Regions from separate parts of the Homo sapiens genome. Here regions 1 and 2 are each linked to region 3. The links are chromatin loops, found by intact Hi-C in ENCODE. Cell type or tissue: PC-9. All regions are shown on one strand. Links, peaks and the distances in the headings refer to the core of each region. The heading gives the core; the rest is flanking DNA. Region 1 overlaps LINC02015 (long intergenic non-protein coding RNA 2015). Region 2 overlaps LINC00578 (long intergenic non-protein coding RNA 578). Region 3 overlaps LINC00578 (long intergenic non-protein coding RNA 578).

Region 1 (8,418 bases), core at 1,227-6,226, 220 kb after region 3:
ACTTTCTTTTTAAGCAGTTAACTGTCAGTTTACTGTAGCTGGGCCCTGAGACAGAGATAAAGTCTTTATAAAACCTAAAACAATTTTAGAAGATTATTCAAACTTGTGGGTTTTTACACATATTTTTCCAGCATTAATTTGTTTCTATTTTTCTTGGAGCCGTAATGTATGGTTCTTGCTTTTCCAGTACACTACCTGAGTATAACAGTATGGTTAGAAGTTTCATTCTAACAGATCTGTTATTCTACATGGTGATAGCAATGGTTAATGCCAGACTAGTCTCCATACAAATAGTACTTGAGGAAAATTTTCTCTTCTTTCATTGGTAGTTTATATTAATATTCTTCACCTTGAATGCCAAATTTAGAAAAAAAGAGAAACCTCAGAAGAAAGACACTGTTTTCTCCCTTTTCTTAGGATACATATTTTGCTCCATAGTTTTTCTTGGTCAAATGGTTTTCTTTTAAGTTCTCTTCTCCATCTTTCTTTCTTGTTTACTCCAGGAATGCAAACTTGATCTTGACTTTAAGGTCAAAGCATTTTCAGAATGTGCAGTCAGCAGAGAATTGAAAAAAAAAATCAATGTGAAACATATTAGAGAAGAATAAGGGGAAGAGTGATGCAGAAGTGCTGGGAAGTCATGCAGGGATTGGAAACCACAAAGATTCTACAGAAAGTAAGAACGTCCTGCACCGAGATGTTTATGATTCCTTTTGCTTTTACTTCCCTTTTCTTACATAGGGGTAGGTGAAAATTATGGTAATTTGAGGTCTGGACCACTTTCAAAGCATTTTCAGGGGATGAAAATGACTTTTGACCTCTAAAAATGAGACATGTTTCTTTTTTTTTTTTTCCTGAAACCCTTTTTTCTTTTCCTGTTTTGTTCATGGTAGGGGAGATGACTATATTCCATACCTGTTATGCACACAAACTTAGAAGGGTTTATTGCAGCTCCATGGCTGAAAATAGCAATGAAAATTGTGAGACCTTTTATGTCAGCATTGGAAATAAACTTAATTTTAAATGAGAACACCTTTGATTTTATAAAGAGACTTATCCAGTGTAAAAGCTGGAAAGTTAAATAGAATCATAGTGGAAATGTTGATTCTAAAATTCTAGTATCTAGCCACAGACCTTGAAAAGAAGAAAGAAAGCTAGAAAGATGAAAGAAAGAAAGAAGAGGCCGGGCGTGGTGGCTCACGCCTGTAATCCCAGCACTTTGGGAGGCCGAGGCGGGTGGATCACGAGGTCAGGAGATTGAGACCATCCTGGCTAATATGGTGAAACCCCGCCTCTACTAAAAAATACAAAAACAAAAACAAAAACAAAAACAAAAAAAACAATTAGCCAGGCGTGGTGGTGGGCGCCTGTAGTCCCAGCTACTCGGGAGGCTGAGGCAGGAGAATGGCGTGAACCTGGAAGGCGGAGCTTGCAGTGAGCTGAGATCGCACCACTGCACTCCAGCCTGGGCAACAGAGCGAGACTCTGTCTCAGAAAAAGAAAAAAAGAAAGAAGAAAAGATCAATTGTCCTTTATGACAAGGATTATCATCTCTTTCCTTATTTATCATTGGACTCGAGAACAAATTAGATATAGAAAAAAATCCCATTACTTTGTGAAGCTTAATATTTACTGTAACTTACTGATCTAGAGAATGATCAGAGAAAATTTTAACTTTTATATATGTATACATATTCTGTATGTATATGTAAATGTGAAAAGACAAACAGGTTCTTAATCATCTTTCCATATGGCTGATTTAAAGTAATTATAAAGCCAAAACATTACTGAGTTATCTGGAAAATATGAAATGTTCTCTCAAACATTAACTATATTAATATTAATATAATCAAAGATTAATATTAACTATATGGCAAATTTTCTAAAAATCTAACTAATCTAAACATTTGCACTGGGGATAGACAGAACTGTCTTATTACAGATTTCTAGACATATATATTATAGATGATTATGTTTAGAATAAAGCATTTGTTAGGTAACATTCTTTCACTGTTTGTTACTTTTGCACTGACCTCACATACTTAAATTTTATAACAGCACAACAAGAATGTGCTGAGAACAGAGCTTGGCATAAGCTCATTGATAACCGTGAGTGTGAATTACTGGCAGAAATAGATATTGATGATTTAGTCCGTATCACAGTGGAAAGGGAGGAAAATTGAAAAGCTTTTTTTTCACTCTTTAGAAACATTTGAAATCATTCCTTGGAAAAGAAAAATCTATATTAGGGGCTGAGTAGGGGAAGATACAGGTTGAGTCATTAATTTGATCAGTACAGTAAGTTCAAAGATTGTTTCCACTACAACATCTCATCTGAAATTTTACAGATTCCCTTAAAGGGGGCCAAAAAAAAAAAAAAAAAGATAGTGATTTCTAAGCTGAATCAAATATGTGCACTTTACTTCATGGAAAATCAGTAGGGAAACAAGAAAGATTCTCTCTGCTAACATCGATTTTCCTTATATTTATTTTTTCAGTCGGAACACTCTAGGCAAAAATTCACTTGGCTTCAACTAATTTGCAAATGCCATCATTCACTGCTGTTTTGCTACCCATTTCTCAAATCTCAATTAAATGTGATGACAGTTTACTTGCCAGAAACACACAGAAAGGTTCTTTTCCAACCAGAGGTCTTCACTCATTTCCTGCTTGTGGACTTGGCAAGTGGGGTCAAAACATCCATTACTGAGGCTGAATCTTAATTTAGAAGGTTATCACCAGAGTCAGCAAAATAATTATAAAAATACTTTCCAAATGCAAACTGCAATAGACATGCACAGTAACAGCTGAAAACAATATATACATCATAAAGCCTGTTTACAATGGAATTTTAAAAGGGTGAATGTTTGGTTTGTACTTGTTGAAAGCTTGTATAACTCACTCCTAGGATGGACCCGAAACTGTCTTCTCTCTGCAACTATTCTTTACATTAAAACCAAAAATAACAACAAAAAATTACGCTACAAGTCTTGATGTTCTGGCTCAGACACCAAATTCCCTATAAAACTAAAAGTGAAGGGTGAGGTGAGACAAAATTTTGGCTTAAAGAAACACCAGTTGAGAAATGAAAGAAAGTACTGCTCACTTTTCCCTTATTTCTTCTATGTAAATAAGTTTCCTCATACAATTTATATAGTATTGCTTTAAATATATGGGATCTTTAGAAATCATAGAATGTTAAAAATATCAATATGTGTAAATGGGTACTCACTTCACATAATAGGTACTCAATAAATATTAGCTACAAAAGATAAAAACAAACTATAAGACATCTTTGTAGAGACAATTTGCTCAACCTTCTTCTCTCTCCCTTTTTTTTTTTCTTTTTGAGATAGAATTTCACTCTTGTTGCCCAGGCTGGAGTGCAATGGCATGATCTTGGCTCACTGCAACCTCCGCCTCCCAGGTTCAAGTGATTCTCCTGCCTCAGCCCCCGAGTAGTTGGGATTACAGGCATGCACCATCATGCCCGGCTAATTTTGTATTTTTAGTAGAGACAGGGTTTCTCCATGTTGGCGAGACTGGTCTCGAACTCCCAGCCTCAGGTGATTGGCCCCCCTCGGCCTCGCAAAGTGCTGGGATTACAGGTGCGAGTCCCTGCACCCGACCAACCCTCCTATTTATAGCTGAAGAACTGAGGGCTAAGTGGTTGAAAGACTTGCACAGCTCCTACACTGGCCTGCTGAAAGCCAGGGCTGCAACGCATTTCTTCTCACAGGTTCAGAGACTCCTGTACCTCATCACTGTTACAGAACCTCTCTGGGCCTCAGTTCATCATTTGATAACAAGAGTAACTCAACCTGCCCAGGGGTTATCCATCAAAGGCAATCGAGGTTGCAAGAATTCCTTTAAAATTTTAATTTACAGTATAGCACCTTGCAGGTAGCAGGCACTCCATAAATCTCTGAGGAATGGAATTTGCTGAAGAACAGTGGCAAAGGCTAGCTCTGATTCATTCCCCAAAGCTCATGGTGCTTGTCCAAACTGTTTAATCAGGCTTATGCAACCAACTCCTCTGACCTTTATTACGGGGTGGGTGCAATCACATGCGCTGTGGGAGGAGGGGCAGGTGGCCTCGGCCTGATCAGGGAGCACTAGAATGGGGACAACATTTTCTATTGTTCAGAAACTAAAAGGACTCTGCTTGACCCCAGTGTAAGCCTTTCACTGCAGTAGTTGGGAGCCAAGCTTTCTCTTCCAACCTATCTGTCCTGGCGATCTTCATTTTCTCTGTTTTTTTCCTAAGACAGAAATATCAGCTAGAAGGCATTTCCCTCACTGGATTCATCCAGCCCTGATGTGAGAGTGCTGGGGGCAGACTGAGATCATGTGTGATGCCTGTCAGGCTGCCTGCCAGGCCATGTATATTGTTTTGGTGGACTGGCTTCTGCAGGAACATAGAGAAGACATGGGAATAGATTCTGAAAAGGGGGGTGGGGGACAGGAAAAAATGCCAAAAGCCCACTTAATACTGAAAAGTCTTACACTTCCAAGTCCTTGTTACTGCTGGCCAGAGAATGGGTTGTTGCCCTGTGTTTTTTTTTTTTTTTTTTTTTTTCCCCAGGAAAGCTGCCACGGCTTTTCTTTATTCAATAAGTACATGACTGCATTTGGTGAATTGTGTTTACACGTTCTGGTGAAATGAGATTTTAAAAAGAAAATGAATCAGGGAGTGTTTTTAAAGAGCACAGAGTGAGGAGAGGAGGTGGGGAGCGCTGCTGCCAGTCCTGTTCTGTTCTCTGCCTTTTGTCATCCTTCCCCCTCTGTATCTCTCTCCTCCATCTTCTCCTCCAAGGAATCACTATGCTCCTGGCAGGACATCCCTGGCGTCTGTCAGGGGAGAGAAGGAGGAGGAGAAATAGGAGAAGGAGAAGAGAAGAAAAAACAAAAGAGAAGAAAAGAACATCACAATTGACGTTGGAGAGTGATCTGTGCTAGGAGGAGTTCATCTCTGCACTTCCCCATTGGAATGACAGTCTCAACTTTACCCCAACTAGCCCCCCACCTTACATGAGCTGTAGGATCGACGTCGAATCTCTTGGCCTCTCTGAGCCTCAGTTTCCTCAGCTATTAGATGAGGATAATACCTGTACTGTTTTTGCCAGAGTGGTTGTAAGAAAGAAATGAGAAGCTTACGAAACCATAAAGCATGATGCCAGTCAAAAACATATAGTGATTTATATCTTAAAAAGATTTATTAGTCCTGGCACGGTGGCTCACACCTGTAATCCCAGCACTTTGGGAGGCCGAGGCGGGGAGATCACGAGGTCAGGAGATCGAGACCATCCTGGCTAACACGGTGAAACCCCATCTCTACTAAAAATACAAAAAATTAGCCAGGCCTGGGGGCACATGCCTGTAGTCCCAGCTACTCAGGAGGCTGAGGCAGGAGAATGGCTTGAACCTGGGAGGTGGTGGTTGCAGTGAGCCAAGATTGCACCAATGCACTCCAGCCTGGGTGACAGAGAGATACTCCGTCTCAAAAAAAAAAAATTATTAATATTCATTATTTATTTTAGAGACAGAGTCTCGCTCTGTCGCCCAGGCTGGAGTGCAGTACGATCACAGCTCACAGCAGCCTCAAACTCCTGGGCTCCAGCGATCTTCCTGCCTCAGCCTCCTGAGGAGCTGGGACTCTAGGCATGTGCCACCACCCCCAGCTAATTTTTTTTTTCTTTTAAGATATGGGGTCTCACTGTTTTGCCCAGGCTGGTCTTGAGCTCCTGGCCTCAAGTGATCCCTCTACTTTTACTCTCAAAGCACTGGGATTACAGGCATGAGCCACCATACCTGGCCTAAAAATATACAGTAATTTATAATTTTATTTCTATTTTCTCTTACAGGATAATTTATAAATTGAGTGTGTTTAGATTTCCCCAGCATATGGGCTCAGGTGATTTCACATTTAGAGTTAAACCTGAATTTTGCAGTCGATAAAAGAACATTTTGTTGGCTGTAAGCTCAGCTCATTCACACAGGCATGTCTATCCCTGCAAAGTTCATCCCTGATGCTTCTGTGGGCCCCAAGTGGTAACTTTATGTGCCTTCACAGATCCAGTTGAGGGCTCCCCTCACCAGTGCCCTTGCTGCTTCCCCAGCCTCCACCTTGCTGAAGAGCAGACCTGACCTCGCAGCTGAGCTTCAAAGCGCTCAGTGCTCACGGCTCACAAGCTGGCAGTCCTTTGGGAAGTGAGAAGGGAAGGGCTTCCTGGCTGTGCAGTTACACCCGGTTAAGTGGACCCCTCGGTGGTACTGGGGAGCACGGCGTAGCTCATGCCTACGACACTCGTGGGGCAGGGGCACTGAGGCAGCACCAGGACCAGCTGGTGTTCCTGACCCCTCTTGCTCCTCCTGCTCAGCCTTATGGTTGAGACTGGCTTGTCAGGCCTACCTCCGTCCTCTCTAGAACACTTTCTCACAGAGATTTAGCCAAATTCTCTTGGCACCTTGGTTGCTTTCTCTCCATGCCATTCCCAGTCCCCTATTCGTTCCCGCATAGATCTAATCCCCAACTGGGAATACATCTTGCAATTTTTTAGAAGATTCCTCATCTACCATGTAAATCACCAGATGAATAGAAACACCATAATGGACAGCAGTTTCTTCTAAAGCCAAAGCCAGGTATTCCTGGATTTCCGTTCCAGGCTGGTTGGGACTGTCTCCCCTCACCTCATTCACACTTTTTATGGTGAAATCTCCTGTGAATGGCATCATAATTGGCCCTTTACAGTCAAACAGAAGAACAGAAATCTTTTAAGTAATCTCCCAGATAATTGTCTTTTATTTTTCCAATACCTATTATACCTGGGAGTCACTATATATTTAAGGTGATGGAGATTTAAAATAGGGAATATGAGAAAGCTTAATATCCTTTTATGTCACTGAAGAAATAACAAAAGTTAAATCTCTAGTTGATGAATTATGAAGTAGCTGGTTCCTTATGAAACAGGATTCATAGGATTTAAAATAAATTTTTGTAGTTGGCAGAACTTTTATTTTTATGTGTCTCCTAGCATATGACTTCAGCAACACATAAACCCTTCTTTCCATTTTTCTTAAAATTCTAAGTAGTTCATTCACTTTATCATGTCTGTATTGTTCAATGTTAGCCCTATATAAGATGGTAAGTACAGTCTTTATCCATTATAAACTTAAAGTCTATAGCCATAGAGTAATTTATGAAACCAGTCACTCGTCCAGCATATATTTATTGAGTGTTTATTATGTGCCGGATGCTGGAGTGACAAAAAAATGAACAAGATGTAGATCCGGCCTTCAAGTGTAGCTGGTGATTTTCCACAAAACCCTCTATTATTGTATCTTAACATCCAGGAGTCAGCCAGGAGTTACACTGATCATAAATCGATAACCTCATTTCAAAGCTCAAACACAGAGATGGCAAATAAAGCCCTGGGCAGCACTGACTGAAGCAACAGATGACTCATTAATAGCAGGAGGCAATGAATAACTTTGCCACTGAGAGTGAAAGAAAATTCCCCCTTTGCACAATGCCTTTCACTTAAATAGCATTTGGATTTCTTAAAATCCACAAAGTTTATATTAGAGCGTCATCCATTAATGCTTTGGCTAGGAGGGGTAAGTGCTGGGAAATGTCATCTTAAGAACAGTGGGATTTGTGGGGGCAATTGTCTTTTACTTGCAGCGGCATAACTGATCATCTGTTCACCATTTACCTCTTATTACTTGCAGTAGTTCTTGAACAATGCTGGGAGCTAATATTTCAATGTTAAGGACTCGGAAGAGACAGCATAGTTGAGGCAGTGTAGCAAAGTGGTTAGGGGCACAACTCTGGAGCCAGCCAGCCTTGGTTTCAATGCTGGTTCTGTCATGTACTTGTGGTGTGATCTTGGGAAAGTTACCAAATGCCTGAGTTCCTCAGTTTGCTTATCTCTAATATGGAATGATAATGACAGTGTCATCTTTTACGGTTGTTGTTAAGATTCAATGGTGATAAGTTCTTAGTACAGTGCCGGCCCATAGTAAGTGCTGTATGTGTTGATCATATTATTATATATCACAGCTCTTAAAATACAGAGATTGTCTTGAAGACAATTATTCATCTTCTCACTCTTTTTTCCCCATTAGCCACTAGCTAACTTGGAAGTGTGTAGTAATAAGGCCAGATGACTAAATGGAAAGCAAAAGTTATCTTTTAAGCATGAGCAAAATTATGAACAATCTATAGAGTGATTAAAGTTGTGATTCAGTAATAACAATTTAAAGAAATTTATCAATAGCAAATGTAAAAATAATTTAAATCAAGAATTAGTTTCAATCAAGAAAATTTCAGATTTTATTTTATTATTCATTTATATTTGTTATATCTGTGGATCTGTTTTATTTATGTTCATGAGGACCTGTTTGGTCTGAAAGTAA
Region 2 (8,418 bases), core at 1,480-6,479, 61 kb after region 3:
CCTTTGTCAGATGAGTAGGTTGCAAAAATTTTCTCCCATTCTGTAGGTTGCCTGTTCACTCTGATGGTAGTTTCTTTTGCTGTGCAGAAGCTCTTTAGTTTAATTAGATCCCATTTGTCTATTTTGGCTTTTGTTGCCATTGCTTTTGGTGTTTTAGACATGAAGTCCTTGCCCATGCCTATGTCCTGAATGGTATTGCCTAGGTTTTCTTCTAGGGTTTTTGTGGTTTTAGGTCTAACATGTAAGTCTTTAATCCATCTGGAATTAATTTTTGTATAAGTTGTAAGGAAGGGATCCAGTTTCAGCTTTCTACATATGGCTAGCCAGTTTTCCCAGCACCATTTATTAAATAGGGAATCCTTTCCCCATTGCTTGTTTTTGTCAAGTTTGTCAAAGATCAGATAGTTGTAGATATGCGGCATTATTTCTGAGGGCTCTGTTCTGTTCCATTGGTCTATATCTCTGTTTTGGTACCAGTACCATGCTGTTTTGGTTACTGTAGCCTTGTAGTATAGTTTGAAGTCAGGTAGCATGATGCCTCCAGCTTTGTTCTTTTGGCTTAGGATTGACTTGGCGATGTGGGCTCTTTTTTTGGTTCCATATGAACTTTAAAGTAGTTTTTTCCAATTCTGTGAAGAAAGTCATTGGTAACTTGATGGGGATGGCATTGAATCTATAAATTACCTTGGGCAGTATGGCCATTTTCACGATATTGATTCTTCCTACCCATGAGCATGGAATGTTCTTCCATTTGTTTGTATCCTCTTTTATTTCATTGAGCAGAGGTTTGTAGTTCTCCTTGAAGAGGTCCTTCACATCCCTTGTAAGTTGGATTCCTAGGTATTTTATTCTCTTTGAAGCAATTGTGAATGGGAGTTCACTCATGATTTGGCTCTCTGTTTGTCTGTTATTGGTGTATAAGAATGCTTGTGATTTTTTACATTGATTTTGTATCCTGAGACTTTGCTGAAGTTGCTTATCAGCTTAAGGAGATTTTGTGCTGAGACAATGGGGTTTTCTAGATATACAATCATGTCATCTGCAAACAGGGACAATTTGACTTCCTCTTTTCCTAATTGAATGCCCTTTATTTCCTTCTCCTGCCTGATCGCCCTGGCCAGAACTTCCAACACTATGTTGAATAGGAGTGGTGAGAGAGGGCATCCCTGTCTTGTGCGAGTTTTCAAAGGGAATGCTTCCAGTTTTTGTCCATTCAGTATGATATTGGCTGTGGGTTTGTCATAGATAGCTCTTATTATTTTGAGATATGTCCCATCAATACCTAATTTATTGAGAGTGTTTAGCATGAAGGGTTGTTGAATTTTTTCAAAGGCCTTTTCTGCATCTATTGAGATAATCATGTGGTTTTTGTCTTTGGTTCTGTTTATATGCTGGATTACATTTATTGATTTGCATATGTTGAACCAGCCTTGCATCCCAGGGATGAAGCCCACTTGATCATGATGGATAAAGTTTTTGATGTGCTGCTGGATTTGGTTTGCCAGTATTTTATTGAGGATTTTTGCACTGATGTTCATCAAGGATATTGGTCTAAAATTCTCTTTTTTGGTTGTGTCTCTGCCAGGCTTTGGTATTAGGATGATGCTGGCCTCATAAAATGAGTTAGGGAGGATTCCTTCTTTTTCTATTCATTGGAATTGTTTCAGAAGGAATGGTACCAGCTCCTGTTTGTACCTCTGGTAGAATTCGGCTGTGAATCCATCTGGTCCGGGACTTTTTTGGTTGGTAAGCTATTGATTATTGCCTCAATTTCAGAGCCTGTTATTGGTCTATTCAGAGATTCAACTTTTTTCTGGTTTAGTCTTGGGAGGATGTATGTGTCGAGGAATTTATCCATTTCTTCTAGATTTTCTAGTTTATTTGCGTAGAGCTGTTTATAGTATTCGCTGATGTTAATTTGTATTTCTGTAGGATCGGTGGTGATATCTCCTTTATCATTTTTTATTGCGTCTATTTGATTCTTTTCTTCTTTATTAGTCTTGCTAGCGGTCTATCAATTTTGTTGATCTTTTCAAAAAACCAGCTCCTGGATTCATTAATCTTTTGAAGGGTTTTTTGTGTCTCTATTTCCTTCAGTTCTGCTCTGATTTTAGTTATTTCTTGCCTTCTGCTAGCTTTTGAATGTGTTTGCTCTTGCTTTTCTAGCTCTTTTAATTGTGATGTTAGGGTGTCAATTTTAGATCTTTCCTGCTTTCTCTTGTGGGCATTTAGTGCTATAAATTTCCCTCTACACACTGCTTTGAATGTGTCCCAGAGATTCTGGTATGTTATGTCTTTGTTCTCGTTGGTTTCAAAGAACATCTTTATTTCTGCCTTCATTTCATTATTTACCCAGTAGTCATTCAGGAGCAGGTTGTTCAGTTTCCATGTAGTTGAGCGGTTTTGAGTGAGTTTCTTAATCCTGAGTTCTAGTTTGATTGCACTGTGGTGTGAGAGACAGTTTGTTATAATGTCTGTTCTTTTACATTTGCTGAGGAGTGCTTTACTTCCAACTATGTGGTCAATTTTGGAGTAGGTGTGGTGTGGTGCTGAAAAAAATGTATATTCTGTTGATTTGGGGTGAAGAGTTCTGTAGATGTCTATTAGGTCCACTTGGTGCAGGGCTGAGTTCAATTCCTGGGTATCCTTGTTAACTTTCTGTCTCGTTGATCTGTCTAATGTTGACAGTGGGGTGTTAAAGTCTCCCATTATTGTTGTGTGGGAGTCTAAGTCTCTTTGTAGGTCACTCAGAACTTGCTTTATGAATCTGGGTGCTCCTGTATTGGGTGCATATATATTTAGGATAGTTAGCTCTTCTTGTTGAATTGATTCCTTTACCATTATGTAATGGCCTTCTTTGTCTCTTTTGATCTTTGTTGGTTTAAAGTCTGTTTTATCAGAGACTAGGATTGCAACCCCTGCCTTTTTTTGTTTTCCATTTGCTTGGTAGATCTTCCACCATCCCTTTATTTTGAGCCTATGTGTGTCTCTGCATGTGAGATGGGTTTCCTGAATACAGCACGCTAATGGGTCTTGACTCTTTATCCAATTTGCCAGTCTGTGTCTTTTAATTGGAGCATTTAGCCCATTTACATTTAAAGCTAATATTGTTATGTGTGAATTTGATCCTGTCATTATGATGTTATCTGGTTATTTTGCTCAATAGTTGATGCAGTTTCTTCCTAGCCTTGATGGTCTTTACAATTTGGCATGTTTTTGCAGTGGCTGGTACCAGTTGTTCCTTTCCATGTTTAGTGCTTCCTTCAGGAGCTCTTTTAGGGCAGGCCTGGTGGTGGCAAAATCTCTCAGCATTTGCTTGTCTGTAAAGTATTTTATTTCTCCTTCACTTATGAAGCTTAGTTTGGCTGGATATGAGATTCTGGGTTGAAAATTCTTTTCTTTAAGAATGTTGAATATTGGCTCCCACTCTCTTTTGGCTTGTAGAGTTTCTGCAGAGATATCAGCTGTTAGTCTGATGGGCTTCCCTTTGTGGGTAACCTGACCTTTCTCTCTGGCTGCCCTTAACATTTTTTCCTTCATTTCAACTTTGGTGAATCTGACAATTATGTGTCTTGGAGTTGCTCTTCTCAAGAGTATCTTTGTGGCGTTCTCTGTATTTCCTGAATTTGAATGTTGGTCTGCCTTGCTAGATTGGTGAAGTTCTCCTGGACAATATCCTGCAGAGTGTTTACCAACTTGGTTCCATTCTCCTCGTCACTTTCAGGTACACTAATCAGACGTAGATTTTGTCTTTTCACATAGTCCCATATTTCTTGGAGGCTTTTTTCGTTTCTTTTTATTCTTTTTTTCTCTAAACTTCTCTGCTTGCTTCATTTCATTCATTTCATCTTCCATCACTGATAACCTTTCTTCCAGTTGATCGCATTGGCTACTGAGGCTTCTGCATTCGTCACATAGCTCTCGTGCCTTGGTTTTCAGCTCCATCAGGTCCTTTAAGGACTTCTCTGCATTGGTTATTCTAGTTATCCATTTGTCTAATTTTTTTTCAAAGCTTTTAACTTCTTTGCTATTGGTTCGAATTTCCTCCTGTAGCTAGGAGTAGTTTGATCGTCTGAAGCCTTCTTCTCTCAACTTGTCAAAGTCATTCTCCATCCAGCTTTGTTCCATTGCTGGTGAGGAGCTGCATTCCTTTGGAGGAGGAAAGGCACTCTGATTTTTAGAGTTTCCAGTTTTTCTGCTCTGGGTATCAGCAGCAGTGGCTGCAGAACAGTGGATATTGGTGAACCACAGATGCTGCTGCCTAATCGTTCCTCTGGAAGTTTTGTCTCAGAGGAGTACCTGGCCATGTGAGGTGTCAGTCCGCCCCCTACTGGGGGGTGCCTCCCAGTTAGGCTACTTGGGGGTCAGGGACCCACTTGAGGAGGCAGTCTGCCCGTTCTCAGATCTGAAGCTGCGTGCTGGGAGAACCACTACTCTCTTCAAAGCTGTCAGAGAGGGACATTTAAGTCTGCAGAGGTTATTGCTGTCTTTTTGTCTGTGCCCTGCCCCCAGAGGTGGAGCCTACAGAGGCAGGCAGGCCTCCTTGAGCTGTGGTGGGCTCCACCCAGTTTGAGCTTCCCGGCCGCTTTGTTTACCTAATCAAACAACTAACTCGGCAATGGCAGGCGCCCCTCCCCCAGCCTCGCTGCCGCCTTGCAGTTTGATCTCGGACTGCTGTGCTAGCAATGAGTGAGACTCTGTGGGCGTAGGATCCTCCCAGCCAGGTGCGGGATATAATCCCCTGGTGTGCCGTTTTTTAAGCCAGTTGGAAAAGCGCAATATTAGGGTGGGAGTGAACCGATTCTAGGTGCTGTCTGTCACCGCTTTCTTTGACTAAGAAAGGGAATTCCCTGACCCCTTGCGCTTCCCAGGTGAGGTGATGCCTCGCCCTGCATCGGCTCATGCACGGTGAACTGCACCCACTGTCCTGCACCTACTGTCTGGCACTCCCCAGTGAGATGAACCTGGTAACTCAGTTGGAAATGCATAAATACCCGTCTTCTGCGTCACTCATGCTGGGAGCTGTAGATCGGAGCTGTTCCTATTCGGCCATCTTGTGCAACCCTCTTTTCTTATTCTTGAACTGTTGAATAAGCTACCAGCATTTTAAATAAGTTCAGGATTATGTTGCCAGGAAATAGTCTTTGATATCTGTGACAATTTTGTTGTTGCTGTTTGTTTTTTCTTTCTTTTTTTTTTTTTATGGGGAAAAGCATGAAGTTGTCTTTCTCATTGCCTTTCTCATCATGTTTTAAGTACAGAGTTCTTCTGAAGGGCACACTTTGTGGTTCTCATGGAATGTAAATAGCTCAAATGGCTCCACTTCCAAGAAACCTTCTTTAACCTTAAGGCTGAATGAAGTAAGCGCTTTCTCCTGTTCTCTAGTGTATTCCCAGCAAAACTTTGAGCATACTTTAAAAATGAATTTATTGCACATACTTCCATATCCAGGGAGAGCTCTGATTCCTCCTCTCATACACTCCAAGAGGAAGGGTCAAGGAAGTATTGAACTCAGGAACTTTTTTTAGGGTGGTGGTGTTGGTGAGAATCTCAATATGAAGAAGGAAGATTTCATGTACGTCCGTGTGAAGAGACCACCAAACAGGATTTGTGTGAGCAACATGGCTGTTTGTTTCACCTGGGTGCAGGCGGGCTGAGTCCGAAAAGAGAGTGAGCGAAGGGAGATGGGGTGGGGCCGTTTTATAAGATTTGGGCAGGTAAAGGAAAATTACAGTCAAAGGGGGTTTGTCCTCTGGCGGGCAGGAGTGGGGGTCGCAGGGTGCTCAGTGGGGGAGCTTTTTGAGCCAGGATGAGCCAGGAAAAGGACTTTCACAAGGTAATGTCATCACTTAAGGCAAGGACCGGCCATTTTCACTTCTTTTGTGGTGGAATGTCATCATTTAAGGTGGGGCAGGGCATTTTCACTTCTTTTGTGATTCTTCAGTTACTTCAGGCCATCTGGGCGTATACATGCAAGTCACAGGGGATGCAATGGCTTGGCTTGGGCTCAGAGGCCTGACATTCCTGCCTTCTTATATTAATAAGAAAAATAAAACAAAATAGTGTTGAAGTATTGGGGCGGTAAAAATTTTTGGGGGGTGGTATGGAGAGAGAGAATGGGCGATGTTTCTCAGGGCTGCTTTGAGCGGGATTAGGGGCGGCGTGGGAACCTGGGGTGGGAGAGATTAAGCTGAAGGAAGATTTTGTGGTAAGGGGTGATATTGTGGGGTTGTTAGAAGAAACATTTGTTGTGTAGAATGATTGGTGATGGCCTGGATACGGTTTTATATGAATTGAAAAACTAAATGGAATAAGAGAAAGAGAAAAACAGGTATAAAAGGTCTAAGAATTGGGAGGACCCAGGACATCTGATTGGAGAGTGCCTAAGGAGGTTCAGCATAGTCCTGCCAGCAAAGATTATTTATTTACCTCAAGAGTTTAGAGTGGCGGTTTGGGGATAGCACCAGGAGATATCAGCTGTGATGGCTTGGAGAAACAGTGTAAACTGGCAGTGTAAACAAGAGCAGGGCATGTATGAGTAGTTGAGAACGGTGAATAGGAGTATGACTAGACAGAAGATAGTAGGGATGACAAGTTTTTTGGGGCACAGTCTAAGTTGGTCTGGTGTCTGGAATGAGACTGGGGCCTAATAAAAAGGAGCGTCTATACAGGAGCTTAACTGGGCTGTACCTTGTAGCATTCCGAGGACAGGCCTGAATTCTGAGAAGCGAAAGTGGTTAAAGTATTGTCCAGTCCTTTTTAAGCTGGTGGCTGAGCTTGGTGAGGTGTGTTTTTAAAAGACCATTAGTCTGTTCTACTTTTCCTGAAGACTGAGGACTGTAAGGGATATAAAGGTTTCACTGAATACTAAGAGCCTGAAAAACTGCTTGGCTGATTTGACTAATAAAGGCTGGTCTGTTATCAGACTGTATAGAGGTGGGAAGGCTAAAATGAGGAATTATGTCTGACAGAAGGGAAGAAATGACTGTGGTGGCCTTCTCAGACCCTGTAGGAAAGGCCTCTACTTATCTAGTGAAAGTGTCTACTTAGACTAAGAGGTATTTTAGTTATCTGACTCGGGGCATGTTGAGTAAAGCTAATTTGCCAGTCCTGGATGGGGGCAAATCTTCAAGCTTGATGTGTAGGGAAGGGAGGGGGCCTGAATAATCCCTGAGGAGTAGTAGAATAGCAGATGGAACACTGAGAAGTTATTTCCTTGAGGATAGATTTCCATGATGGAAAGGCAATGAGAGGTTCTAAGAGGCGGGCTAGTGGCTTGTACTATAGCATAGCCTGCCTTTGCTGGTGTGTGGCGATTAGGCCTGGTGGAACTGCCATCAATAAATCAAGCGTGATCAGGGTGAGGAACAGGAAAGAAGGAAATATGGGGAAATGGGGTGAATGTCAGGTGGATCAGAGAGATACAGTCATGGGGGTCAGGTGTGGTATCAGGAATAATGTGGGAGGCCAGATTGAGGTCCGGGCCAAGAACAATGTTAATTGTGGGACTTAACAAAGAGTGAGTACAGCTGAAGGAGCTGGGGAGCAGAAAGTATATGCGTCAGGTATGAGGAAGAAAATAGATTTTGGAAGTTATGAGAAATGTGGAGAGTGAGTTGAGTATAGTTTGTGATTTTTAGGGCCTTTAAAAGTATTAAAGCAGTGGCAGCCACTGCACGCAGACATGAGGGCTAGGCTAAAACAGTAAGGTCAAGTTGTTTGGACAGAAAGGTTACAGGGTGTGGTCCTGGCTCTTGTGTAAGAATTCTGACTGCACTAACCATGCCTAGGAAGGAAAGGAGTTGTTGTTTTGTAAGGGATTGAGGTTTGGGAGATTAATTGGACACGATCAGCAGGGAAAGCATGTGTGTTTTTATGAGAATTATGCCGAGATAGGTAACAGATGAGGATGAAATTTGGGCCTCACTGAAGTAATGGGGGCTGTCTGTGAAGCCTTGTGGCAGTACAGCCCAGGTAATTTGCTGAGCTTGATGGGTGTCAGGGTAGTCTAAGTGAAAGCAAAGAGAGGCTGGGATGAAGGGTGCAAAGGAATAGTAAAGAAAGCATGTTTGAGATCCAGAACAGAATAATGGGTAGTAGAGGGAGGTATTGAGGATAGGAGAGTATATGGGTTTGGCACCACGAGGTGGATAGACAAAACAATTTGGTTGATAAGGCACAGATTCTGAACTAACTTGTAAGCCTTGTCTGGTTTTAGGACAGGTAAAATGGGGGAATTGTAAGGAGAGTTTATAGGCTTTAAAAGGCCATGCCGTAGCAGGCGAGTGATAACAGGCTTTAATCCTTTTAAAGCGTGCTGTGGGATGGGATCTTGGCTTTGAGCAGGGTGAGGGTGATTAGGTTTTAATGAGATGGTAAGGGGTGCATGATGGGTCACCAAGGAGGGAGTAGAGGTGT
Region 3 (8,418 bases), core at 1,724-6,723:
AATGGTCCATACCCTCACGAAACTTAGCGCCTAGCTTAATTTTCTCATATTTATCAATTTGATCCTGACGAACTAGGACACCAATATATAATGCTAAAGACTAGATTTCTTCCATCCATACTAGTTGAGTTGTATAACATGAGTGTCTTAAAAACAAATTCAGGGCCATCTATTTTGCAATTGGATATGTAAAATAATTTGTACTATGGCTATTGTGGGAAATAGGATTCAATTAATGACTTGTGGGAACACTTTGCCAATAATCATGTATGAGAGACTTTTCCCCAACTGGTGGAAGCAGAGGGGAGGGAGGAAGTGAGCTGATGACAGAATGTAAAAGCAGAGAGTACATTGAAAAACCCACTTCATATAATTAGTATAAAGTAAGGTAGAAGCAAAATAAAACAAAAAGTGCTATTCATTTTGGTCCCAGAAACCATTGTTGGTGAGGGCTATTAAGTAAGCATCCAACTTACTTCCTCTAGCTCGACTTCCAGAATGTAGTGATATTGGAAACTACCCTGTGGATTTTTTTTTCCCAAGCCACTTCCTTTTCTGAGGAAAGAGACCTATTCTATGCACACAAGTCAGTTCTTGTTCGTTTTATGTTTTAGCAATGTGGGCCCTTACAAATCTTTAAAATGACACAATAGATCTTCATATAAGAACCTTGACAAGTGAAGCTGTGATACAAGCAAAGGGCAGAAGTGGAAAGGGTGTGGGAAAGAATGGAGCAAGAGGAAGGAAGGGTGGGGTTGGGGGTCCAGGGATGCTCCACGTGCGTGTGCCCTCATAGGTTAGACATTAGGAAGGCTTCAGAAACACCATACATTTGGGCAAAGCCTATACTCTTCTTTATTTCCTTCCTGCACAAACTTACATACCACCCCGTGCCTACTCTACCTACCACCCTTCACGATTCCACACCTCCTGGCAGGCAGTGCTCCTGTAACAAACCCCCCGACATCCAGGCTGCTTATATTTCTGTCTCAAGTGAATACGTTTCTAAAATACTGAGTTTGAATAAACAACACAATAAAGCAAGATTTAAAAATATGTTTACATTTGGCTGTTTGCCCTGGTTTGGGGAAGGGAGTAAGTATAGACTTTGTTATTCCCTCAGAATCCTCTAGAACAATTACCTTTAATGATGACCTGGAGGGTGGGGTCCCTTAATGATTTGCAAGAGATTCAGGGAGAGGTGTCTCAGGATGGTTTCTTCTGTTACTAATGTATTTTGTTGTGATTTCTTGGTCTTAATTGCAATTTTGTAGTTCATTCATCTAACATGGCATTCTTATAATAAATAAAAATGTGTAACTTCCTTCCTAATTATAGAAGTCATGCATAGTTATTGTAGGTCATTTGAAAAATTCAGAAAAGTCCAACTAAGAAGCAAAATCAACCATCATCCCACCTCCCAGTGTTATGTATTGTAAAGATTTGGTGTTTGTCTTGTCAATCTATGGTTGTGTTTTCCTCTCCCCATCCAATTCATTTTCATAATATTTTTATATATTGGCTAGTGTGACCAGAGTTTGGTTCAATCAATGATCGTCAAGTGACTAAAAATGTTCATGAAACACTTGCTTAGGAAATTTTTTAGTGGAATTAGCTAATCCTTTTTGAGAAACCAAGCCTATGTCTAGAAATAGTCATCATAATTTGGAGAAATCAATCAGCTTACTTTTAATATCACAAATCAGGAATTTTATGCAAGCACCAAACATGCATTGCCTTACTTTTATTTTTTTCCTTAACTCTTATTTTTTTCTAAGTTGATATATTTGTATCTTCTTAAGCAGCAATAAGATAAAAGAAGGAACAGCGAAGTTGGAGACAGAAAATCTGAGAAGAAGTCCTAGCTAGGTTTCTTAAGAACTTTGTGACATGGGCCCAGATGAACAAATGTATCTGGGCTTCAGATTTATCATCTGTAAACTGTGGATAATAGTGCCAACCTCATTGTGTTGTTGGGGTGGAAGGAGGGCAGAGGAGGAGCAAATAAGAGAATATATGTGGGTCACACACAAACTGAAAGTACTGTACAAATGAAAAGTATTTCATATTATATCACCTATGAAAACGTGGACACATTTTTCACCAGAGATGTCTTTAGATGAATTGCTCAAAAACCTTGAATGAATTTTCAAATGATAATTCCTCATGTTGCAACTCTCTCTAGGAAATAGTAGCCATTTTGTTGTGGCATCATTTCTCAAACTTTTCTGTACCAATTAGAATAGCTCTCTGAGGTCTGACAGGCAGAACTGGCTGAAGAGCCTAAAGGCATTGCTAAGATAAGTAGTCAGGCAAGTTTTTGATACCTAGGAGCTTGTGATTTCTTGTTATTGGGTCCTCTTCTTAATTAACAATCATTGTTCCTCTATTGCAGCTAGCACACACCCCTGTCAGCAAGCTGCTTTTCAGAATGAACCTGCCTGGACAATAGCAATGTAAGAGGAAACACTTCCACACAGCTGCAAAACCTAACCACTCCCAGATAGACAGGGAATCCATCAATCAACTCTGAGAATAAATCCTGCTGATACAATCCTCTGGTGGTGTCCCTTTGAGAGTATTATTATTATTATTTTTAAACAGAGTCTTGCTCTGTTGCCCAGGCTGGAGTGCAGTGGCATGATCTCAGCTCACGGCAACCTCCGCCTCCCGGGTTCAAGCAATTCTCATGCCTCAGTTTCTCAAGTAGCTGGGATTACAGGCGTGCACCACCATGCCCAGTTAATTTTTTTGTACTTTTAGTAGAGACGGGGTTTCGCCATGTTGGCCAGGCTGGTCTCAAACTCCTGACCTCAAGTGATCTGCCTGCCTCTGCCTCCCGAAGTGTGGGGATTACAGGTGTGAGCCACTGTGCCCAGCCTCAGTGTATTTTTTTGAAGTCTCCAAGTCAAAGATGCAAAGACTCCTCTGCAATCCCTCCCTGGCTCCACATCTCATCATCAAATATTTCTAAATCCTTTCTGGGCTTTTCTGACAATATCAATCATAACAGAAATAACCTGGAGCATTAGTATTAGCCTGAATAATCTTGAATCAGGTACTCCTTAGACTACACATGGTCCATAGTTTAGATTTATTACATATAGTTTTATAGATACTGAAGTGGAGACGTAAGGAGAGATTAGGTGATTTGCCACCAGAATGCCTTGGTTGACGGACAACTCAAAATGAAGAATTCTTGATACCCTCTCCTTTGTTGGGTCTCTGTTATGATCTAGAAATCAGGACAATACATCTGCCCCTTTTGAGAAACTATTTTTCCCTTCCCTTATTATCTCATTCAAATGTACTCTTACTCTTTAATATTAGCCATTTTATATTCAGAGCTCTCTTCCTCTTTGGTTTTCTTCATCGTCAAATTGTTGTGTTACTCATTTATGTTTCTCTTTTCATTTGCCTTCTGAAATTTAAAGATTTTTCAGCTGGGTATTTCAGGCTTCAATCTCTGGCATTGTAAATATCACTTGCATGGTGACCCCAGTGAGGTTAAGAAAAGGTTTACTAAGTGTGTGTGTGTGTGTGTGTGTGTGTGTGTTTGTGTGTGTGTGTTGGGGCGGGTAGTAACATAAAATACTTTGGTATTCACCTGTCAGTGTGCACTTAACAGAATGCAGAAAAGAAAAACTGAGCTGGGAACACTGTAAGAGCAAAGAATTGTTTGTTTGTTAATAAAAGGTTATGAGTCATAGGCAAAAGGGAAGCAGTAGTTCAAGAGAATAAGAGAAATAATTAGGTTCAGAGAGGCAGAAACTCTGGTCCAGATGGTGGGGGATGCAGGGGAGGGTAAACTGCACCTCAGGGAGCGATAAGAAAAGGAGGAAGGAGGATGTGAAATAGGCAGGTGTCCAACAATTGTATGCCAGGATGGTAGGAATGTGAGAGGAAATACCTCCAAAAAGCTCCAAAACCTAACCACTCCCAGGTAAGTGGAGAAAATCCTTAATAAAAATAGTTTTGGTGTTGGAGTGTCTGGAGGGCTGGTCCTATTTGCCCTTCATAATGAGCATAATCATGTCATAGCTTGGAGGTTCCAGGGAGCCTTGTTGGCACTGGAAACAATGAGAAAACCAGAAAAGCAAGTCTTTTGGCTCCTAGCTACCTTGAAAGAACTCATGCGATATACAAAGGGTGATCCATTCCCTTCCATAACCCCTTCACCCAAGCACATAAACAGGGACAAAATGGGAAGGAGGAATTGTCCTGCTGATTACGGTGAACTGAACCGGCCTGTTGTGTAGAAAGAACCTTATCTCCACTTGTTCCAATTCAAATACCAGTTGACAGAATGTTCCCCAATGACTGATACTTGTCATGCTGAGTATTAGGGAGTCATTTTTTTCATGTCAGAACTTCTAAGAATCTCAAAATGACCAACTCAAATATGCCATTCTGTGGTTTCTTGCCTCACCCCTTTCCCTTTTACAAATGTGGAGCCATATGTTTCAGAACATACAGCTGTCCTTGCTCAGAATAGCCCAAAATAGCTAGATTCCCCTGCACCTCTCTGGGTGTTAAATGTATTTACATTTCAAAATGCATGTGGGGAAGTGGTTGATTTTACATAGTTTTTTTTCTTGGCTGTCAGCAACTTCTCTCTTCTGTGTAAACTTAACTTAGTTCAACTAACCTAAACTTGAAGTTTAGTTCCACTCATTACAACTACATTCCAGGTGCTCAGTCTTCCTTTCGTGATCTTATCATTTCCATGATAACTGAAACAAAAAAGAAATTTTCCATGAAGAATATGATAAACTCTCCTAGAAGTCAAATGTAGGGCTGGCTAAGGTTATTTTAGTCCACAGGAGTAGTTTAAACAATGTTTGAAGTAAACAGAGACAAGAATATCACACTCCCGTACCAGAGACTCGCTTTAAATTTGACTTAACCTAAGACAAAAGATTGTAAAGCAACAGTGAGAATGAAGGTGGCTATGTTTTCTGATTTTTTTTTTTTTTTTGAGATGGAGTCTTGCTCTGCTTCAAGACTCAGTTCACAATAATCACAGCCTCCTGTGTTCAAGTGATTCTCCTGCCTCAGCCTCCTGAGTGACTGGGATTATAGTCATGCTCTACCACGCCTGGCTGATTTTTTTTGTTTTTTTTCAGTAGAGATGGGGTTACACCATGTTGGCCAGGCTGGTTTCGAACTTCTGGCCTCAAGTGGTCCACCCACGTCAGCCTCCCAAAGTGCTGGGATTAAAGGCATGAGACACTATGCCCAGGCTCTTTTCTGATTCTTAATTGGCTCGATGAACCAAGATATTTTGAATGAATACCTCTCCTTCTCCCAAATGGTTTTCTAGTGAAGTGCAGGCTCCACGGACTAAACCGATTAAGTGGAAAATAAATGATTGTCTAAGGTTCATTGAAAAAGGAGTGCTGCAAATTCTCAATTCTGGGAGATTACCCGTGATAAGGTCATGTCATGGAAATTCCAAGGGGATGCTCCAAATACCAGAGATTTTTGTTGTTTGTTTTGTTTGCAATCCTTATGAAAAAAGACAGGTCCTGTAATCCCAGCACATTGGGAGGCTGAGGCGGGTGGATCACGGGGTCAGCAGATCGAGACCATCCTGGCCAACATGGTGAAACCTGGTCTCTACTAAAAATACAAAAATCAGCCAGGCGTGGGGGCGCGCATCTGTAGTCCCAGCTACTCGGGAGGCCGAGGCAGGAGGATCGCTTGAACCCGGGAGGTGGAGGCTGCAGTGAGCCAAGATCACGCCACTGCACTCCAGCCTGGGTGACAGAGCAAGGAGGCTCTGTCTCAAAAAAAAAAAAAAAAAAAAAAGAAAAAAGACAGGTCATATGAATAAAGAGATTTCTTCAGAATAATTGACTTGAAATCGTTACATACTACAATTTAGCTTAGCTTGCTGAAGGATGGGGACCTAATAAAAGTGAAGAATATGTAAATAAAGTGCTATTTTAATGAAAGTCAAGGAAATATGCTTCCTGTGTCTACTATATATATGTACTGGCTCCTATGTCATTTCCCCTCCATACTTCTGGGCACAGTGAATGTCTCCTTTGAGCAATGGTCTCTTCTCTCTTCTTGTCTGGGTGTTACCTGCCTTTTAATGCCAGCTCAAATCTCACCTCCTATAAAACCTCCTCCTAACTTGTCCCCGGATAGGGTTGTCTTCCTTCTCTAAACACAGCTCTTGTTATCTGTAGTTCCCTAGCACTTGGCTTATATGTCATCATGTTATTTAATTGATTATCTATATATCTAGCTATTTGCCTGAATCCCAACTTTATGTGACCACTATCCAGGTTAAGACATGGAACACTTTCATTCTCTGTAAAGGCATCAGCTCTATTCTCATGTTTAAAAATTGCAGGTTGCAATAGTGCTATGATCTGAATGTTCATGTTTTTCCAAAATTCATATGTTGAAACTTAATCCCCAGTGTTGGGAGATGGAACATCTGGGAAATGGTTAGATCATGAGGATGGAGCCCTCTTGAATGGGATTAGTGCCCTTACAAAAGAGGACTGAGGGAGCTCGTTTGCCCCTTCTACCATGTGAGGACACAGCAACCAGGCACCATCTATGAGGAATGAGCCCCCACCAGACCTGAATCTGCTGGCACCTTGATCTTGGACTTCCCAGCCTCTAGAACTGTAAGGAATAAATTTCTGTTGTTTATAATGTACCCAGTCTAAGGTATTTTGTTAGAGCAGCCCAAATGGACTGAGACAAATAGTAATTGCCCAATTCCTTAAAGGAAATGGAAGGTGCCAGTTGTGAATTTAAAGTTCTGTTTGGAATTAGCAGGTTTGAGAAAAAAAAAAAAAAAAAAGTGAAAGGATGTCTCTTCCCCAAAGCTCTTCTCCAATAAATATACTGATTTACTGCTGCAGAGATACCTAACAACTTATAGTTTCAACACAGCTTTCATGCCACCAGTGTTAAGATCACTCAGGTTCTTCCCAAGTCATTAAATACCTGTTAATGCAATTGATGAATTAGCTCTCTGTTGAATGCAATTAAAGGAAAAGATGACAATATTTCCTATATAATGTTTGGTAGGAAAATTTTATGACTTGGGTCTGTTAGTGTTGTTTAGCTAATAGTGCCTCAACGTTGTATTAGCAGTTAAGCATTGTTCCTGGCCTACTGTTTACTGGGGTTTTGGTGGAGAAGAATTTAACTTCTCTGGAGTTCACAAAGTAAGAACCACAACATAGTTTATTTTATTTATATATTTTTTGAGATGGAGTCTCGCTCTTATCGCCCAGGCTGGAGTGCAATGGTGCCATTTTGGCTCACTGCAACCTCCTCCTCTCGGGTTCAAGCGATTCTCCTGCCTCAGCCTCCCAAGTAGCTGGAATTACCGGCACCCACCACCATGCCCAGCTAATTTTTGTATTTTTAGTAGAGATGGGGTTTCACCATGTTGGCCAGGCTGGTCTTGAACTCCTGACCTCAGATGATCCGCCTGCCTCAACCTCCCAAAGTGCTGGGATTACAGGTGTGAGCCACTGCGCCTGGCCAAGAACCACAACATAGTTTAATGGAAAATATTTCTTGTACAATTTGTGTTCATCTTTAGAAGAAATTTTTCTCTTCTGAAGAAAGAAAATACAAATACAAATCTCTTGAGCATATCTTTAATCAGTATTTACTAAAGAACATTAACTTAAGTGATGCCATTTTGTCCAAAATATAAGCTAAACTCTTGACAAACTTCAACATGTTTCGGAAGCAGAAATAAGGGCCTGTTGGAGGTTTCTATTTAGTTTCAAAGGAAAGCACAGCAAATCAGAATCCTGGAAGATTAGACCACCCAGGAGTTCTGCCAAGGTGAAGCTTTTATGAATCCTGGATTGTCTTACGTTTTATTTCCATTCACTTGTTCTGAGGAAATCTAACTCATCAGGAGACTTGAAGATAATGAGTACCCCTGGAGTATCTTGTGCTGATTTTTGTGATGCCTCAGCTGAGGCAACTGGTTGAGAAAGGAGCCAGATAGCATCTTTACACTAAGCCCCATGGAGATAAAGCTACTCCTGTTTCCTGTGATGCCCGGATCACATCGAGATGCTTTGCTTGACCTGTTGCTACTCTCACACAGCTTTCATGAAATGCTTCCTATTTGCTATCCTGAATCATAGTTTGACTTTGTTCACATCATCCTAGCCCTTTTAAAAAAGATGACCTCATCAGCCAGGTGAGTTGGCGCCCTGCCTCTAGAAATCTTCCTGTCATCTCTTTGTCTGCTTTAATCTTGGTCCCCGCTCCAACTTCTGTTCAGCTCTGTATTGAAGTTCTACTGTTTGGCCCTAGTGCTCTGCTAAACTGCCTGGTATCAGCTTCTCTGGCTCCGTGTTAGCCTTTGCTTTTCCCACAGCCCTCATGTTTGTCATTTTGTTCTATACACTTAGGAAAACT

What was found. Hi-C counts contacts between places; a loop is a spot of excess contacts. Peaks named below come from ENCODE experiments on the same cell type or tissue, not always from the same donor. Only the 100,000 strongest peaks of a DNase experiment are listed, where the experiment ranks them.
Region 1: a loop joins it to region 3, with 4 times the contacts of the local background. A loop is called at or near these places in 9 of 110 quality-filtered maps.
Region 2: a loop joins it to region 3, with 6 times the contacts of the local background. A loop is called at or near these places in 2 of 110 quality-filtered maps.

The regions. Positions count from the first base shown.
Region 1 is chr3:177,820,214-177,828,631 of GRCh38, forward strand. All of the region lies in intron 1 of LINC02015 (long intergenic non-protein coding RNA 2015), which reads left to right. Among named protein-coding and RNA genes, the nearest start is that of LINC02015, 7.6 kb to the left of the region's middle. RefSeq lists enhancers at 5,727-6,227, 6,228-6,728. In PC-9, for the core only: no CTCF peak of the experiment used is centred there; a DNase peak (open chromatin) is centred at 3,998; H3K27ac peaks cover 2,218 bases.
Region 2 is chr3:177,660,263-177,668,680 of GRCh38, forward strand. The region is part of intron 3 of LINC00578 (long intergenic non-protein coding RNA 578); the gene reads left to right. Among named protein-coding and RNA genes, the nearest start is that of LINC02015, 150 kb to the right of the region's middle. RefSeq lists an enhancer at 5,612-6,150. In PC-9, for the core only: a CTCF peak has its summit at 4,387; no DNase peak of the experiment used is centred there.
Region 3 is chr3:177,598,978-177,607,395 of GRCh38, forward strand. All of the region lies in intron 2 of LINC00578 (long intergenic non-protein coding RNA 578), which reads left to right. Among named protein-coding and RNA genes, the nearest start is that of LINC00578, 160 kb to the left of the region's middle. RefSeq lists silencers at 3,584-3,878, 7,947-8,147. In PC-9, for the core only: no CTCF peak of the experiment used is centred there; DNase peaks (open chromatin) are centred at 2,304 and 3,854; H3K4me3 peaks cover 923 bases; H3K27ac peaks cover 4,356 bases.